Regions from separate parts of the Homo sapiens genome. Here region 2 is linked to region 1. Evidence: chromatin loops called from intact Hi-C (ENCODE). Cell type or tissue: Caco-2. All regions are shown on one strand. Links, peaks and the distances in the headings refer to the core of each region. The heading gives the core; the rest is flanking DNA.

What was found. A loop is a pair of places that touch in the nucleus more often than their neighbours do. Peaks named below come from ENCODE experiments on the same cell type or tissue, not always from the same donor. Only the 100,000 strongest peaks of a DNase experiment are listed, where the experiment ranks them.
Region 2: it touches region 1 in a loop (2.2-fold over the local background); 3 of 110 quality-filtered maps call a loop at or near these places.

What each region holds. Positions count from the first base shown.
Region 1 is chrX:10,828,241-10,837,228 of GRCh38, reverse strand. It overlaps a transcript of MID1 not described here. Among named protein-coding and RNA genes, the nearest start is that of MID1, 210 kb to the right of the region's middle. In Caco-2, for the core only: no CTCF peak of the experiment used is centred there; a DNase peak (open chromatin) is centred at 3,478; H3K4me3 peaks cover 2,974 bases.
Region 2 is chrX:10,751,109-10,760,096 of GRCh38, reverse strand. It overlaps a transcript of MID1 not described here. Among named protein-coding and RNA genes, the nearest start is that of MID1, 140 kb to the right of the region's middle. In Caco-2, for the core only: no CTCF peak of the experiment used is centred there; DNase peaks (open chromatin) are centred at 3,526 and 4,456.

The sequences.
Region 1 (8,988 bases), core at 369-8,368:
AACTGATTACAATATTTAGGAAATTTTTCTTATGCTTTTCCATCACTTCTTTATGTGCAGAATGAATAAGAAAAATCACTCCATTGTCCATCCAGCTTCCTGAGCATCTTCAAGATGCTTTCAAGTTGCATCTAATTGTCCTCCTCAGTTGTTAGATAAAAGGACATTGTCATGATACGGCTGATGCATCAAGTTTTACTTTCCCCCAGTATTTATCTGATTTGGCTCAGCCCGGGTCTACCCAGTCTAATCATGGTAAGGTCCACCTCAGGTTAGTAAGAGTAACTTGCACTAACTACAGTGAAAGCTGTTGCTTGGACATCATTCATTTATTAATATTGCTATATTTATATGGAACTTCAATTAGACATTCTTGTGTTGTGAGAAATTTAGGAAAACATTAGATTTTCACATCCCATAATATAGATATACACAGTCTTTTCTGTAAGACTGTAAGCTCCATGAGGGTGGGGAACGTGCCAAGCTTCTTTATGGCGTTACTCCTAGGATGTAGCAGAATGCCTGGACCATAAGAAATGTCAACAGATATATGAAGAATGATTGAAATGAAATCTCCTTAGGTACTTTCAGAAATCTAATATGTTGAGCCATTTTCACTTCCACTGGCAGGTGAAGCTCAGAAGCATTATGTATCCAAGGTCACACATCCAAGAGATGGAACTGGAATTGAAATATCTTTGGACTCTAAGTCATCTGCTCTTTTTTGGCTACTGTGGTACACTCAGGGTGCATAGAAATAGTGAGCTTTCTGGAGTCTGATGCAGTGTGTTTTAAATTGTAGCTCAACTACTCATTAGTTATATATCATTAGGAATTTCTAAACTCTATCCCCTGATGTTTTCTTCAAACCACAATGATATTTTCTCCCCTTCAAATAGGTCTTGTATTTTATTTAGTTTCCCATAAGTGCTATTTTTTGGCATGGTGTAATTATTTAGCTGTAAGTACTCTTTCACTGGGGTCCTCTATGGTTAGGTTGAATTCATGCTGCTTCAGTGATCCAGACTTTCCCAAACCATTTCTTGAGGCCTCTAAAATGGATTTAGCAGAGGATTGTATTTCCTCTCTGAAATATGCTACTTTGAGATCCAAATTTCATTTTGACCTTCCAATTCAACAGTTATAGCCTATGATATTTTGTGTTTAAAGCCTAAATGATTGTTTGCTTAGAATTGTAAGAACAGGCCAGGCACAGTGGCTCATGCCTATAATCCCAGCACTTTGGTAGGCCGAGGCGGGAGGAACACCTGAGGTCAGGAGTTTGAGACCAGCCTGGCCAACATGGTGAAACTCCATCTCTACTAAAAATACAAAAAGTAGCTGGGCGTTGTGGCAGGGGCCTGTAATCCCAGCTACTCAGGAGGCTGAGGCAGGAGAATTGCTTGACCCCAGGAGGCAGAGGTGGCGGTGAGCCGAGATCGTGCCACTGCACTCCAGCCTGAATGACAGAGCAAGACTCCATCTCAAAAAAAAAGAGAAAGAAAAAAAAAAGAATTGTAAGAACAAATTTGGAGGCCAGCTTAAGGCATTTAGAGGTTTAGCCTGCCCTGGGAAAAAAAAATGCATTCTTTGTCTTGCAACAACCTGTTAATAAAGTCTAAAGTTTCTACATAAACAGAACTTACTTCAGTGGGAATTATGAGGACACAAAGAGTGCAGATCATAAATGGACTATATTAGTGAAAGCCATTTACCTAGCATGGTACAGAGTTTCATTTAAGATTAATGAAAACCCAGTAAGTAGAAAACACTGATATTCCTTCCAGTGGAGGAATCAGGATGAATCTTAACTTGATACAATAGAGATGTGAGTACTGTGAACAGAAAAATGTGTGCAATATTTGCCAAGTTATATTTTCATAATATTTTATAACCCAAATTTATATTCAATAAAAATACACTCTCTATCTCATTTTATGATCTTTCTGGAGACATTTAAAGGGAGTCATGTTAACAGTAAGTTATGACTTTATAAAAAGTATTTTAATAAGTTTGTATATTGCATTTAAATTCTCTGGACATATGATTATTAAAAATTATATTTGAAAATGGAAAATTGCCATTTTAATGTTCTTCTGTCTCTTAAAGTTGATTCTATTTTGGGAAATGCTATTGGAGTTAAATTCTTTATCTGGGGTTTTGGATTTGCCAAAAACTGATCATGAGACTTTGGACCAATCACTTTATCTCTGTAAGCCAACTTTATTATTGTGAAGAGGAAATACTACACACTTCACAGTGTTCCTGCAGAGATAAGAAGAGAAATTGTATGCAAAAGTTTTTCCCAGTGGAAATTGCTATTCAAAAATAGTTACCCTTCCTGGCAGTGCAATTTTTGTTCCTTACTCATCTCGGCAGAAACTTTTTGACATTGGTTTGTGTTGGTGCTCACTTAGGTGGCATCAGAAGATTCATTATCTCGCCTGTCCTAAACAGAGACCTAAAACAGCCTTGAGCTGTTTTTAATAAGGTTGTCACTACTCAAGGAGCAGTCAACCCATGGATGAAATAAAAACAAGTGTTTCATTTTGAGATAGGTCCTTTTTAGCAGACAATCTTCATCTCTAGTACACAGGAAAGTCTCAAGTCTCCATATTGTCTTCAGTGGAATTGGCTAGAATTTTTTAAAATTATTACTTTACTAAGTAGTAGATAAAATGTAAGGGGAAGAGCTATAGAGTTCTTTTGAAGATATATTTTCTTATCTTCTTAAATCGAGGAAGTTGTTTAAAAATGTTTACATACAAGTATGCAAATTCGCAAGTCTTAGATTTCTTTCCTGAAACCATCAAATAACACATCAGCATGTGGGCTTAGGAGGGTTGTTATTGGAATAGATGTCATTATCTGTCATTTTGCCCATCAAAAAATACAGTAGCAATTACTGCATTGTAAAGGGAGAAAACGCAAAATGATTGTATTGCATTATCTACCAAAGGCCTGGGAAAGTTGAATAACTATTCGTTACTATGCTCAAATAAGGATTTGAGCCTTATTTGATGGAGGTTTATTCACATTCTCTTTCTGTCACATGTTCTATTCACTTCTTTGAAAATAATCTCAAGTTCAATTACCCTGGTTTTAAAAACATGAAAGACAACTTATAAAATGTTACACTTTTTTCCCCTACAATGCCTTCAGATAATATGAGGCTGGTCACAGCCCATGATATAAAATACTAACTGTTGACTCACAGTCACACTACAAGGGCCAATTTTACAGACTGCCAGGATAAAGATGATTTTAATTAAATTGCACAAATCCCTTTGTACTGCAACCAAACCCCTACGCAGGCTGATCAACTCTGAGCCATTCTGGTGTGTATAGAGTTAACCAGGTTACCAGGATTCCTAGTTAACTTCTTTCACCAGGAATGCAATTCATGTTTACCTATATAAGGAAACCTGTTAGGCTGACCTGAGTTTGGCGGATTTTTGCGCTGACTGAGAGGCGTGTAAGCACACACCCTGGAGAGGGGGAGTGATTCCGAGCTGGACAGAGCAAGCTTCCTGAACGCCCCAGCCATTCAGCTGATCCGAGGCAAAGAGCCGGCACTTGCCCCAGCCCAGCCTGCTTGAAGGACCTACAGGTTTGTCTCTTCCAGATCAGAACTGAGGAACAAAAACCCCCATCCTGGGAAAAATGGGGAAGCTGGTGAGTCTTACCACTCTCTCTCTGCTTGCTTCTGCTAAGTGGCACGCCTGTCTGCTCTCACCCAGGAAGCAAAGTAAGAGGCGTTGCTCAGCCTCTAACCCCACAGCTCCTTCCTGAACAAATACAATGCTTTGCGAATACCTCCAGACAACTTTTTCTGCCTGTTTTGCACACCGAAAATCCACAGAGGCAATGATTTTTAGCACTTTAGACATTCCAGAGAGTGTTTTTCCTAGGCAAGCGTTTCTATACTGTCGTGATGAGCAAACTTTCTCATCTTTGTTACACTCTAAAACAGTGGAAATTAGCCTTGGGGTGCTTTGTGAGGAAGGCTGAGTCCCCAAGGAAGTGATAGTAAATCTAAATGGGGTTTTTAAAACCACAGGCAGTGTGATATTCTGCAAAAGCGTAATTTGTCACTAAAAAGGCAGTCTGAAGGTATCATTTTTCATTCACGCAGCAGCAAAATCCTTGCATCCTGCATATGTAATAAAGGACACCTTCTGAGACACTGAGGAAAAATAGAAGCCGAGCTGGCCTCTTTGTTCTAGACAATGTAAAGAAACTCGCTCTTGCGTTTTGACAAGGAGCGTATGTCTATTTATATATATGGCGAGAACGGTGAATAAAGGCTTTATGTCAAAGGTATTGTGGTCAATTGAGTTAAAATCTGGCTATATTCTATATGTGTACAAAAATCTCAATCTGAATGTAATTAAACATGGAAATGTGAAAGTGTTTAACAGACTTGCAGGGAAATTTTAATTATACTTGGGAACAGCCAATTGTAAGAGACAACTGGGAAAGGAAAAAAAATGTTTCAGCTGAGTTCTGGGGCATAGGTAAAACTTTTGCAAAGAAAGTCAATTTTTTATAGCTGTCAAAAGTGATTTGGAATCAGGTAAAAAAATTTATTTTTATTTTTTCATGGTGATGTGGTTTTTTGAGTTGAATTAACTTGGATAATTGTGTTGAATGATTTGACTGCTCGTCTTTCAAAGGAATACTGTTGTTTTCTGTCATATACAGACTTTATCCTGAGTTTTGGGAGCAGGTTTGTGCTACTGACTGCAACAAGTGGCACAAAGACTCAATTTCAGATTTCTGATATTATGAAATTAATTGCTTAAGTTAATTTAAAGAAAAGTAATCAGTGCAAACAAGGAGATTTGAGAAAATGACCACGTTTTTAAAAAATGCAAGTCATAGTCCATTCCCTAGTGAGACTATTGATTTCAAACAGGCATTGGCAACTGCCTAGTCATAAGGACAAAAGCTATGGCCAATTTTCTCTAGGATCTTTGACTCTAGAAAGCATAACTTTCGCAAGGACACAGTTTAAATGAAACTTGTTCACCTCTGTGAGAATGAAACATAGAAAAGCACCGTGTATAATACAATAGACACTTTAGTAAATAAAATTCTTAATAGCACAAGCCGCAGAACAGAAGGGACAATGCAAATGTTTTAAAGTTTATCTTTTCAGTGCTGCTCAGAAAAATATGAGTCTTGACATTCTGTTGCTGTCGATGGGAGTCAGCAACCCAGGAGACACAAAACACTGTTTTAGAATATACAGTTAATAACAGATGGTTTAATACCAGGTTTTCTCACCCTGCTGATGAGATGGCCCCAAGCCAAATCAGCCAGCACGTCTGCCGTTTTTCCTGTGAGTTGATATGTACATAGTTATTATACACTAATTACACTAACAGCCAAGGGAATATATAACCAGAAAGACAGATAAGTCTCCTGGGGTAAGGAGGGCAAGGGGGCGGTGTATGCATAGGGTTTTTGGATCTCATGTTTAGAATTATCCTTGCCAGTGGCATATGAATTACTGCAGATTACTGGGAGTCTCACGGCTAGAATCTACTCATCCCCGGCTCCTCAGCAGCCTGTTTGGGGGTAATAATATTGTTTATGGTATTTAACACTTTAGTATTAACAAAGTTCCAGGAGGATTCCTTCTTAAAGATTAAAGTTTTTCCAGTGTCTGAACTAATCCTCCAATTAAAGACAGTTAGGACCTATATTGTTGCATTGACCCTTTTCAAGTCACAGTACTGCGTGCTTGCATGGAGGGTTTAACCAATCGGCAGCCTCCGTAGATCTGCAAGATGTTAGTAGGTGCCCTGGTTAAAAGAGGTTGGAAAATACTGGACAAAAACAAACAAACAATGGGAAATAGGTCTTCTCAGAGCCTTAATATGTTCATTTATTAATACGTGTTTTGACTCCCTGAGAGAAGTATAGTGTGCACCATATGAAGTATGGTTTGCTGCAAACTTACTTGATGGCTCATTTCTAGGCTGATCATTTTGAGAAACATTCTTTAAAACAAAGCTTCTCAATGGATGGACCTCAGAGCACTGGTAAATGATGAGTGGGTTGCAGACATACCCAGCTGTTAACCCCTCTTGGCACATGGGCCATCAGGCTGTGGCTGGCCTGAGCTGATCCCTGGAAGGTTATTTCTGGATCACATAGCTTCATCAGTTTACCTCCATATATGGTGCAGATTGCATCAATTTCTCTGTCATGATGTGCTAAAGTTAGGAAACTGCCTTTGACAATCTAGGCCCAGAATATTGATCAAACCAGTCAAAATACCCCAACACTGTATTAACTTGGGCCTGGGGGCTCATGCAATCATGAGAGTGTTAAGGCCCTCTACATGTTATCCAGTTTGTCCTCTTTATTTTATAAAGAATTTAATGATGTGTTCTATAATGTGTGTATGTGTGTGTGCTATTCTATTCTTAGAAGTTTCCTGAACAACTGATGGCAAAGTGCTTCATGGAATCCTTTCTAACATTTGGTTATTGCTTATACTTCCCTTTCTCAAACTGCTATCAGGGTTTGTTTGGCTGGGATTCTCCCACCACTAATATGGCTTAGTCCAGGGGCGATGGACATAAAAGAACCTGGCTTTAAAGGTTATTTGTTAAATTCAAATCCTTTTCTTGGGCACTGTACCAAATTTGTACACAGCATTTCTATCACTGGTGAACTTTCTCTGGCTTCCTCTGCCTACCATTTGACATCGATTATCTTTCAAAAACATTTTTTGCATTATTAATTCCTGTTACATTCATTCAGCAAATATTTATTGAGTGCCTTTTGAAGTCCTATGCTAAGTACTCTGGAGGAAAAATGGGTATATAAGAGACAGATGAATTTAAACCAAGTCTTCATGCAATGGATAGCATTTCTGCAAAGAGAAATCTCATTACCTGAATGGTGCAAGATGTGAAACATGATTTGCTGCAAACTTACTTGATCACTCACTCTTTTGCTAATCGTTCTCTAAATCAGAGCTTCCCAACTGGTGGCCACAAAACACTGGTGGGCAATGAACAAGTAACTGATACGTCAAGATATTCATGCTTTCACTGACCAGATGATCTCCATGTCAGATAATGCCAGGTAGATGCCAATAAACTTGGTGTGCTTATAGAGGAAGGACCACTTGATTCTCCCTGCAGAGCATCTATAAATAACTGAGAGTTGGATGATGCCAGTTTATATTTTGTTAATGTAATTTTCAAAACCACTCTCTTTGGGGTTGTCAAGTATTCCTGGGGTGCCACATGGAGAAGAGCTATTTCCATAGTACTAGGTAACTTGAGAGCTTTTATAATGGCTTGTAATCACTGGAAATTATTAGCGTACAAGTTTCGGTAACAATTCTTATAAAGTAGGCAAGAGCAGCTGCCATTACTTCTAAGGTCATACCTGTAAGGCTTAGAATTGGGGACTATGAATTAATAATGAGTTTGCACCAGTAGGATTTTCCAAGTACCTAGGGCATTAGTAAAACCAATTTAAAATATATTTATATTTGAGGAAAGGTTAGCTGGTGAGGTGATAGTCAGGACTATGACTTCTAGTTAAATGTAAAAGTACATTTCCGTTTTTAAATTAATTGCTTGCAATCACATATAAGGGAATCTTCTGTGAATGAACCTTTCAAAGACATTGAGTTACTATAAATATTAATGTCAATGGTTCATTTAATGTTATTTTTATTTTAAAAGAAAATAAAAATGGATTGCTGTGCTTTGGGGAATATAGCATTTTCAGAAATGCATGGTACATAATAGCTGAAGCTGCATAAAGAATGGTTCTAACTGTGTGTGAGTTGAGTATACTCACACTCTCTTGTGAGTTGCTCTTCACTTGTCTAAACTTGAGACAAAAATGAAATTAAGCAGAGCCTCCTCAAATTGACAGTTTGAGTTTTAACACGTGACAGAATTGGAATTTTGGTCAAAGAGCCTGAGCCAGAAAAGGCTGAATTATTTATAGCTATTGTTCTGCAACAGAGGCCTTGATTATTTTAACCAAAATTATTTCTCCCCCTGAGTATCTAATTGTGCAGTTATTTATATCTGTACTGACACACTCATCATGTATTGCCTTGGGGGAACAAAACAGCATATAAACTACCAGAGAACAGATAACAAGTTTACTCGAACTGATATCCTTGGCTCAATGTTAAGAAACAAAAGAATGGTAGTGTTTCCCAAGTTTCTTCCAGAGCAATGAATGGTGGGTTTGGCCAAGACATTTTAAACTTCTCAGGGATTCAATTTCCTCATCTATCGATGGAGACATAAATACACACTTCATTGGACGGTTATGAGTATTGAAAATGGTCATGTCTGTGAACGTACCTGGCACAATGCTGGGCATGAGGCCAATCAGTAAATATTGGCTGGATCTGAAATGGGTGGGGATAAGTTAGGCACATCGTCAAGTAAACAATTCAGGGGTTGAAGAAGTAGAAGCAGATGCACACTGGTGGCCCTTATGTAATTTTGCCCACTCAATGATTTAAAATTTGTGTTTCAGTGAAGCATGATATACCTTCTAATGTCTTACACCATGTCCTCTGTTTATTGGTGTTACCTGTTTGTCCCTTGTAGGTTTTTGTGTTTGACACCCTTGCTCTAAAGACTTCTTTCTTCTCTAGCAATCTACGTCTTCTCAATGTAGATTTCCCCCTTTTAAGGTGTTTTCTCAAAAGTACCGTATTTTATAAAGCAAAAAAATACTCACTTCATACTTATTAATTTAACAGCTTGAAATCTTTTTCACCAGCAATGGCGGGAGGAGCTGGGCTAGCAAATTCATTGGTAAAAGCCACTTGCCCCCCTAGATTACCCTCAGACCCCAGTCTCTTTCTCTAATTCCCCATCCACCAACACCCTACCCCAGCAGAATGTAACATTTAATCTGATGTGGCGTCCAAGATGTGGAGAGAATGTATCCCATGCGCTAACATATCTTGGCAAGAGTTCACTCTTT
Region 2 (8,988 bases), core at 343-8,342, 77 kb after region 1:
TGTGTTTAACTCCAAAATCAGATTGGTTGGAAAAAATGCTTCTCAGAACGGTATGAGGATTTCATCAACAAAGTTTATGTGTACCTGGAAGAGAGGCTTGTGCAAAGCTAGCAGCGACTATGCGAGAGAGTCCGCTAGGAGAAGATCAGTGTCCTCAGGAGTCAGCGGACAACTCCAACCCAGATTCCCATTTGGCCTCTTCTTGCCTAATGTATCAAGCAACTGAATTCACTCGCTTAGAAAATTTTTTGTATCTGTTTGTAAATTGTGCTTTACAAACCACACAGGCATTTCTTATGCTAGAGAACTTGAGTGCTGAATTGTCCCTGAAAAGAGGAGTTGAGAATGGGAACTTGTGCAAATGAAATGGGTGCAGATTCCTGTATGGGGCAGGCAACACAGTGATGTAAATGACAGAGGTGGCTAAGAAACAAATGGGGTTGGGGGAGTGGCGGAGGGTGGGGTCAGAGGAAGACCAGGGAGGCAGTGAAGAAACATCAGGGCACTCCCTCCCCGTCCCCTAGGGAGAGAGAAGTCACAGGCGCTCCAGGTGAGCAGAGGAAGAAGCATCCTGCTGAAAGTGGCATCACAAAGGGGAAGGAAGGAAGATTATCTCACCCGTCACTGGCATAGATCACCAGAAGCGTTTCTCATCTCACTTCACTTTGGGAACCAGATTTGTGCGCCTATGTGATCCTCTTTCCAACTCCTTCCCACTGCAAGAGAAAGTTCTGAAAATAATTAGAACCACTTGGCCCACTACCAAGAGGCCCCACATCAAAGTTGTGCCTCAGCCCTGCGTCGCCAGCATTTCCTCGGTCTCCTTCAAATGTGAAACTGTTATGCAAAATTGAGTAACAGCACTCGCTTAGGACTAAATGTCTTCAAAGTCTCATTCTATGGCAATATCTTATCACAAATCTCCAAAGTGAAATTACTAGCAAGATTGCATGAGTTCAGCTATACCTTCAGTGCGTAATAATAGCATACATGCGTGTTGTCAATGTCCATTGAAAAAGGAGTATTTTCTATTTGGGACCTCCTGATAAAGGAATTAGTGTTTTACAGGATAAAAGACTCAAAATAGGAAAGTTTACACTGTGGGAACATAATCATTTGCCTGCCGGTGAAAAAGCAATAAACTGTGTTCAGATTTTAAATTGTTTGCTTCATTTGCTTGTTAAATTGATATAATTTCTAATTTGTATTCTTTAAATTTTTGCAGCTTTTCTTGAAGCTTACAAACAAGACATAAAATCCCTTTTAGTTAAATTTGGAGGAGAGCAACACAGAAAAAGTACTATTTAAAGGCCGGGCGCGGTGGCTCAAGCCTGTAATCCCAGCACTTTGGGAGGCTGAGGTGGGCGGATCATGAGGTCAGGAGATCGAGACCATCTCTCTACTGGTGAAACCCCGTCTCTACTAAAAATACAAAAAAATTAGCTGGGCGTGGTGGCGGGCAACTGTAGTCCCAGCTACTGGGGAGGCTGAGGCAGGAGAATGGCATGAACCTGGGAGGCGGAGCTTGCAGTGAGCCAAGATCACGCCACTGCACTCCAGCCTGGGCGACAGAGCGAGACTCCGTCTCAAAAAAAAAAAAAAAAAAAAAAAAAGGAAAGAAAAGAAAGAAAAAGTACTGTTTAAAGACTGGTTTCAAGAAAACATGGAGTCATTTGGAGACCTGAAAAAACTCTTTGTCAGTGGCCTACAGATTCAGATGAGGGTAATAAGGAGAACAAATAAACCTATTTAGAACAAGGACACTTTCTATCTGTCTTGATAGACAAACTAGTTTTAATGCAAAATATAAAGTGAATTATGAGGCCAGGTGCAGTAGCTCACACCTGAAATCCCAGTACTTTGGGAGGCTGAGACGGGCAGATTGCTTGAGCTCAGGAGTTCCAGACGAGCCTGGGCAACATGGCAAAACCCCATCTCTACAAAAAATACAAAACAAAAAAAAAAAAAAGCAGGGCATGCTGGCATATGCCTGTAGTCCCAGCTGCTTGGGAGGCTGAGGTGGAAGGATAACTTGAGCCTGGGAAGTGGAGGCTGCAAAGCGGAGATCATGCCACTGCACTCCAGCCTGGGTGACAGAGTAAGACCCTGTCTCAAAAATAAATAAATAAATAAATAAATAAAGTGACTTATGAGACCAATTGATGTACATTAATATGGTTTAAAACCATTATTAGGATTAATAAAATTTTGAGTTGTCTTCAAATCTGTATTTAAATTATTAATTTTTTCTGGTACATATTGAGTTAGTAAAAATAGAAACCCCCCTTTATAAATAACTACGTTGTTCAGAATAGCACATGTAAGCAGAACATTTATTTCTTTATTTCGATAGAGTTCCATTTCCTGTTGAAAAGTAAAACCCAAGAAAAAGAACATCCAGCTTAAACTATGTAATACTTTAAAAAGTAAGAGTTCAGATGTAAAGTTTCAATAATGAAAAAGTTCTTTTCTAATGAGATAGTTTCAGAAATACTTAATTTAATCCAAAAAAAATGACTTTTAAAAATTCTCCACACTTCTTGGAACTGCATGCATAAACCTCAGCAATTGCAGCAAGTATTCATTTTAGTTTTCATTGATGAAACAACTTTTCAAAAGATGTTCCATCCCATTGATCTTGCACATGGAGATCATTTAAACCCCGCTTTGGAAAATTTTCCTAATGATGCTTGTCAATATTTTCCTGATGGCAATGCTAGAAATTTCACATTTTGCCACCACTTTCATCTGCAGGTGACAGATGCACACATCCATTATGTGGTCCAATAAAAGAGAATCATTTTCATCTGTCAACTCGGTAATCCAATTTCAGCAAACCTAAGCTGTGCTAGTGCAGTGTGTTGGATCCAAGTGTGATCCTTGCACTAGCAGCAGCACAACCTGGACACTTGTTAGAAATGCAGATTCTCAGGCCCCACCCAGATTTACTGAGTCAGGAATTCTGACGGGGTCAAACCCAACAATCTGTTTTGGCAAGCCCTCCAGCTGAGGCTGATGCCCAAGTTCAAGGACCACCATGCTAAGATGTCTGGGTGCATGCAGGGAGCAATGAAAATGCTATGGAGACTGAGACCTGGTGCTCCTGGTATTCATGTCATAGAGGTGATTTTAATTTGGGAGGTTTTCAAACATGGTGAGAGCACCTTCAATTTCTTAGGACAACAGAGAGGTAACATGGCAATGCAACTTGGGTCCAATGCCCGGGAAAGTGCTGGCAGCCTTTGCAAGTGAATTCTGCACACTTGTCATTTTTAGCTTATCTGGAAATCTATATATGCCACCTGAGCTTTCAGCCCACAACATAAAGGCCTGACTTTATATCTGATGAATCCCTCTTCTCTGCAAAACCTGTATGTTTTCTTCCAGGAGAGTACATTGCCACAAGTGTATGCTGCATTGTTTTTCATGTTCTTTCTCTGTGTGTTTGAGTGTGTGTCTATCTCCCCCTTCTGATGCATACATAAGTGACTGGACACGTAGCCTTGACCCGAGCTTGTGTGTGTGACTTCACATGGTAGGAATGTCTGTGAAGTGAGGGAGTTGGACTGGAGACTCCCAAAGGTCCTCCCTGCTTGGAAATGCTACAAGTCCACATGCCCTACACGATTGTACTTGTCTTTCTTTGTTCACTGTAATTTAGCATATTAATTAGATAAAATCAATTCAAATACTCCATTCGAAATGCTCTCAGAATTAAAAGCTCCTTATGAAATTGCCTACTTTGCTCCTAACATGCAATGTCTTTATTTCTAATTTCATTGCTCGCTTGTGTATGATTACATTACACTTATCAAATAGAGAAACTTATTTGAAAACACTTGCATAAATAAGTAGCATGGGATTTTTTTCTCCTTCCAAAGGAGCTTAATTTATATGGACTATAGAAATGCCCTGTCATAAGTGGCCGTATGCTATATGCTCTTAATTTTGCATGTCCATATGAAGCTGTATGTGTGCATATACAGAGAAATGTGATTATGTCCTGGATATCTTGTTCATTTCATTTCTTAAGGTGGTGTCATGTCACCAAGAAAATTAGTGATAGATTCACATCACAGAGTAGAATTCTATTCATTAGATATTTTTTGCAAAGTGCAGCTTCTTTTCTTGCTTCCTCATAAGTTGTGAGCATGTGGGCGGGCAAGCACAGGAAAGCATTTAGCAACAGAAAACAGAAGCAAACTGTCTCCTTTCCACCAGTTTCCCCACCTCAATTTTGTTCTCATATTTCTTTACTTCAGTGGGCCATCTCTGACATTCTAAACTTTCTGGAACTCTTTCTCAGTTCCCCGGGCTGTTCTTCATATGCCTCTGTTTCTCTGAAGGCTATAAAGAGATGTGCTCACAACAGGCTCCCAGGAGTCCATGGGGAAATTGTTGACATTCTTTCCCGCTGAACTAGGTTGGCTCGCTCCACATTTCTTAGTTCATTTGGAATTCCACAGCTGCCACCTGAGCTTTTATGCTGTCGATAACGACCCCTGGCTTGGGGGGTGGTGAGATTCTGTTTTAGTCATGCTGTAGTCTGCCTTTTACCAAATGTCTTTGCCATGAAGTAGGGGGTAAATCTGTTCTTTTTCTTATGCTTCTCGAGGAATGACAGATAACTCCCTTTGCTACATGAAAGCATCATCTGACATTTAATTTGTTTGGTTTTTACAATTCATTTTTCCATTCTCATTGCCAGGTTAGTTACTATCTCCCATCAGCAACTCTTGAACAACAACAAAAAAAAAATCTATATACGGGAAAATGAAAATGTTTCAATATTCTTCAGTTTTTCTACTTTTGTTACTGTTCTAGAGAGGGAGGTAGATTTTTGTTTTCTGCAATCTTCTCCGTGAATCACTTTTACTTCTCTATGTCTTAACAGGGGACATATTTGAATTTGGACTTTGCTTATTTTTCCAAAGCATCTCTGTTTAAATCATCAATCTACAAACAAACTTCAACCACAGTCCAACTTATAACTAGCTAAATAGGATTTACACTAACGTTTTCTTGCTTATCCCCTTATATCAATGTCACTGTAGGATTACTTTTTCAAACTTTTCCTGCAAGTTCTCTGGAGTTGGACTGTTGGTATGAGCAACAGCCTGGTAAAAATCACATATCTTAGAATCAAACTTATACGAAAACATATTTTAAGGGTAATATAAAACCCAACATTTTCATATGTTTAGTGACAACTTTGAATTTAGCTACCTAGCAAAACAATAAAAATAAGAATTATGTTTAATATATTTTGCAACTAAATAATTACTGTTTTTCAATAACGAGACTTTTCACTTGAGGTAATGTGAACTTTCCAAGGGAAATGTTCCCTAGACCCTAGACTGATCATGGAGATTGCAGGGCCATAGAAAATGGCCCTCTGGTCCCACACACCCGGCTAATCGCATCACCATCATACAGTGCACCTCGCTCACTCGGGAAATGAAAACAAGATAAAGCAGGAGGGAAGGCTTAATTGATCTCAGTCTCTCTCTGTTTGGGAAGTGTTTATTTTAAAAGATAAAATTTCATTTCAGGGGGTCTTACGAGATAAAATTCAAATAGAAAAATTGTCTTCATTGCTTCAACAGTTATGTTAAGGTTATTTACAACAGCATTTTTTTCCCATAAAATATAGCAGAGTACATTTTTCAGTGAGAAAAGCTAACATTTGAACCCACAACGTCTGAAGGTATTCTGTACGTTTTATCTCTGGTGGCAGCTGATGTACCAGCAGGCTGACAGATGACAAAAAAAACAAAAAACAAAAAACAAAAAAAAACTCTCTTGTCTATTCTTTTCTAATAAGACAATTCAGTGGAAATAAGAGAACTCACCTGATCCAAAAATGTCTTCAGTTCAACAATATCTCTCTTCAGGAATTCAGCACTCAGGCAAATATTTTATTTGCCCTCATAACAAAACAAAAACAAAAACCAAACCAACCACTCTGTTCTTCTGAACTTTTGCCAACTTAAATATCTCTTTCAAACCTTCTCTATCTGCTTATTCACATTAAGCTAGAACTACACCATTTGTACAGCTTTTCAGGAGATTTGTGACAGGTCTGAAAAGGATTTGAATTTTTTACTTGGACTTTTGACAACTCCCACTACAGAAGTTATTGTCCAGGTTATGTGGCTTAGTAGCCTAAAACTTCAAAGGGCTTCGCTTAGTCAAAATTACTTAAATACCCTATTTTATTATTTTTATAATTGTAGCTTTTAAAAAAGATTAATACCAATTTTCAACATGCTTTTAGCATCCAGTTTGCCACCTACCAATACATGCATCACTATTTTCTAGATGTGGATATTTTGGGGACACGATATAAAAATATTTTACAACTTTTTTGAATTTTCCCCAAAGTTCATTTTCAAACTCCAGGCAGAGAGAAATGTTTCCGAATTAGTCATTTTTAAAATTTTTTTGAGCAAGCCTATCTTTTCCCAACATTGCATTGCTTTTTATCCTGTGAGATTTTAAACACCTTTCATTTAAATGTTTTTTTTTTTGAAGTGTGCACTGGATGTGTCTAATGAACAGTCCTTGAAAACAGAATCACCTTATTTATAAATTCAATTCTCTTTCCATTCATATGAGGAACTTTATCCTTCCTCAGGGCATATATTTAATAACTATTAATGAAATCTGAAATTATATATGAGCACTGAGACCTGAATTTGCTACTCATTTTTTTTTTCCAGTGGAAATTTCATAAGGGTTTTGGCATGGGAACACAGCAGGCATTTAAGGCAGATGGAATAATATGGTTGGCCACAATGGCTCCGAAGGAATCATAACAGTTTATAATCAATAATTTGCTTACTAGGGAAGACAGTCTTTTCAGCCAAATCAGCACATAGCATACTGTTCATCCTCCCAGTTAGACAGCCGACTACTGCCACCGTTCTGCAAGCCTTTGATTCCCATGGATTTACATGTGCAAGCTGGGGGCTCAGTGCTCATTTGTTTTGTCTTTTAAGATTTCAGTTTCCACCCTCCCCTTTTCACATGTCTTATTCCAACTTCCCCTTAAAACTGCAGAAGCCATTTGAGCAAACAGGGCCACAGGGACCAGATTCAGCAGGCACCCTGCCTTCAGAAAGAGGCAGGACTTCCCGAGGAGGAGGGTCCATCTCAACTGGTTTTAGGCCAGAGACTAGACGGAAGGGGATTTGCACGACAGGTAGGGGAAGGGCCTTTAGAATTTCAGATGTGTTGTAACTGGGCAAGTTAATTTCAGATGTGTTATAACTTGAAATTAGAAAAGTCATTTCAAGAATTTTTTTAAGAGAAAACCATAGTAGGGTCAAGACTCTGAGAGATGAGGTAAGCAAGAGAGGTAGAAAAACCTGTCCTCACCTAATAGGCTACACTACAGAGCAACGTCACCCTTGAGTACCAGTTTCCATGCAGGGGATGGAGAAATCTGGAAAATAAGGAGGCCAAGAAAGAAGGTATCTAGGCAGTTGGCTTCCATGGGCTCTTGCAGGATTCTAGGCAAATAGGCTATTTGGGGCTATCTACCAGATTGACAATGCTTTATCTACCAGAAAGATGGCCCTGTATTTTCTCATTTAATCCTCTCAACAGTTCTGTGACACAGGTATTATGATTATCCCATTTTTTAGGTACCAATGTGAGGCACAGGAACTCTGGGTAACCTGCCTAAGGTGTCATAGCTTTTAAGAATTGAGTAGGATTCGAAGTAGGTAGACTGACACAAGAATTCGCATGCTTGCCCCCTGCACTATACTTCTTACCTTGGCTTCTTTGGAGTAAAGAAAACTATTTCCAAACTCTGCTGGTATGTGAAGCAAGTTTCCTTACAAGAGAAGCTCCCTGGCTTCCTATGACTTGAGGAGAGGAGTGGACACTGTGGAGAGGTGAGCATGTTAGTCTGTTTGCATTGCTCTAAAGGAATACCTGAGACTAGGTAATTTATAGGGAAAATAAATGTATTTAGGCTCACAGTTCTGCAGGCTGTACAGGAAGCATGGTGCCAGCATCTGCTTCCAGTGAGGGCCTGAGGAAGCTTACAGTCATGGTGGAAGAGGAAGGGAGAGCAGCCATGTCACATGGCAAGAGAGGGAGCAAGAGAGAGAAGGGGGAGGTCCCAGACTGTTTTAAACAACCAGATCTCATGTGAACTAACTGAGCAAGGAGTCACTTATCACCAAGGGGATAGTGCTAAGCCATTCTTGAGTGATCCACCCGCATGATCCACCTCCTACTGGGTTCCTCCAATATTGGGGGTCACATTTCGGCATGAGATTTGGAGGGGACAATATCTAAACCATATCAGTGGGTGTTTCTTCTGAAACCTTAAGAGGGGCCAAAGAGGGCAAATGCTGACAGTTGACCAAAAATGGGGCTTGAAATTTCCTTTTTATTTCAGACAATGAAGACCCTTTTGTGGTTTGGTTGATTGGTGTTGTTATTGTTGTTGACAAGGTCTCCTCCTCTGTCACCCAGGCTGTAGTGCAGTGGCATGATCTTAGCTCACTGAAGGCTCAACCTCTTGGGCTCAAGCGATCCTCCCATGTCAGCCTCCTGAGTAGCTGGGACCACAGGCATGCCCAGCTAATTTTTGTATTTTTTCATACAGACAGGGTTTTGTCATGTTGCCCAGGCTGGTCTTGAACTCCTGTGTGCAAGTGACCTGCCCACCTCGACCTCCCAAAGTGTTAGGATTACAGGCATGAGCCACCATGCCTGGCCAAGACCCTTGTTTTAAGAAATGTCTAAGTGAAACAGTGTACACTACATTGATATTTTTTATAATTTTCTTTTTTCTTTCTTTCTTTTTTTTTTGAGATGGAGTCTTGTTCTGTCACCCAGGCTGGAGTGCAGTGGTGCAATCTCGGCTCACTGCAATCTCCGCCTCCTGGGTTCAATTGATTCTCCCACCTCAGCCTCCCGAGTAGCTGGAATTACTGGGGTGCGCCAACACGCCCAGCTAGTTTTTGT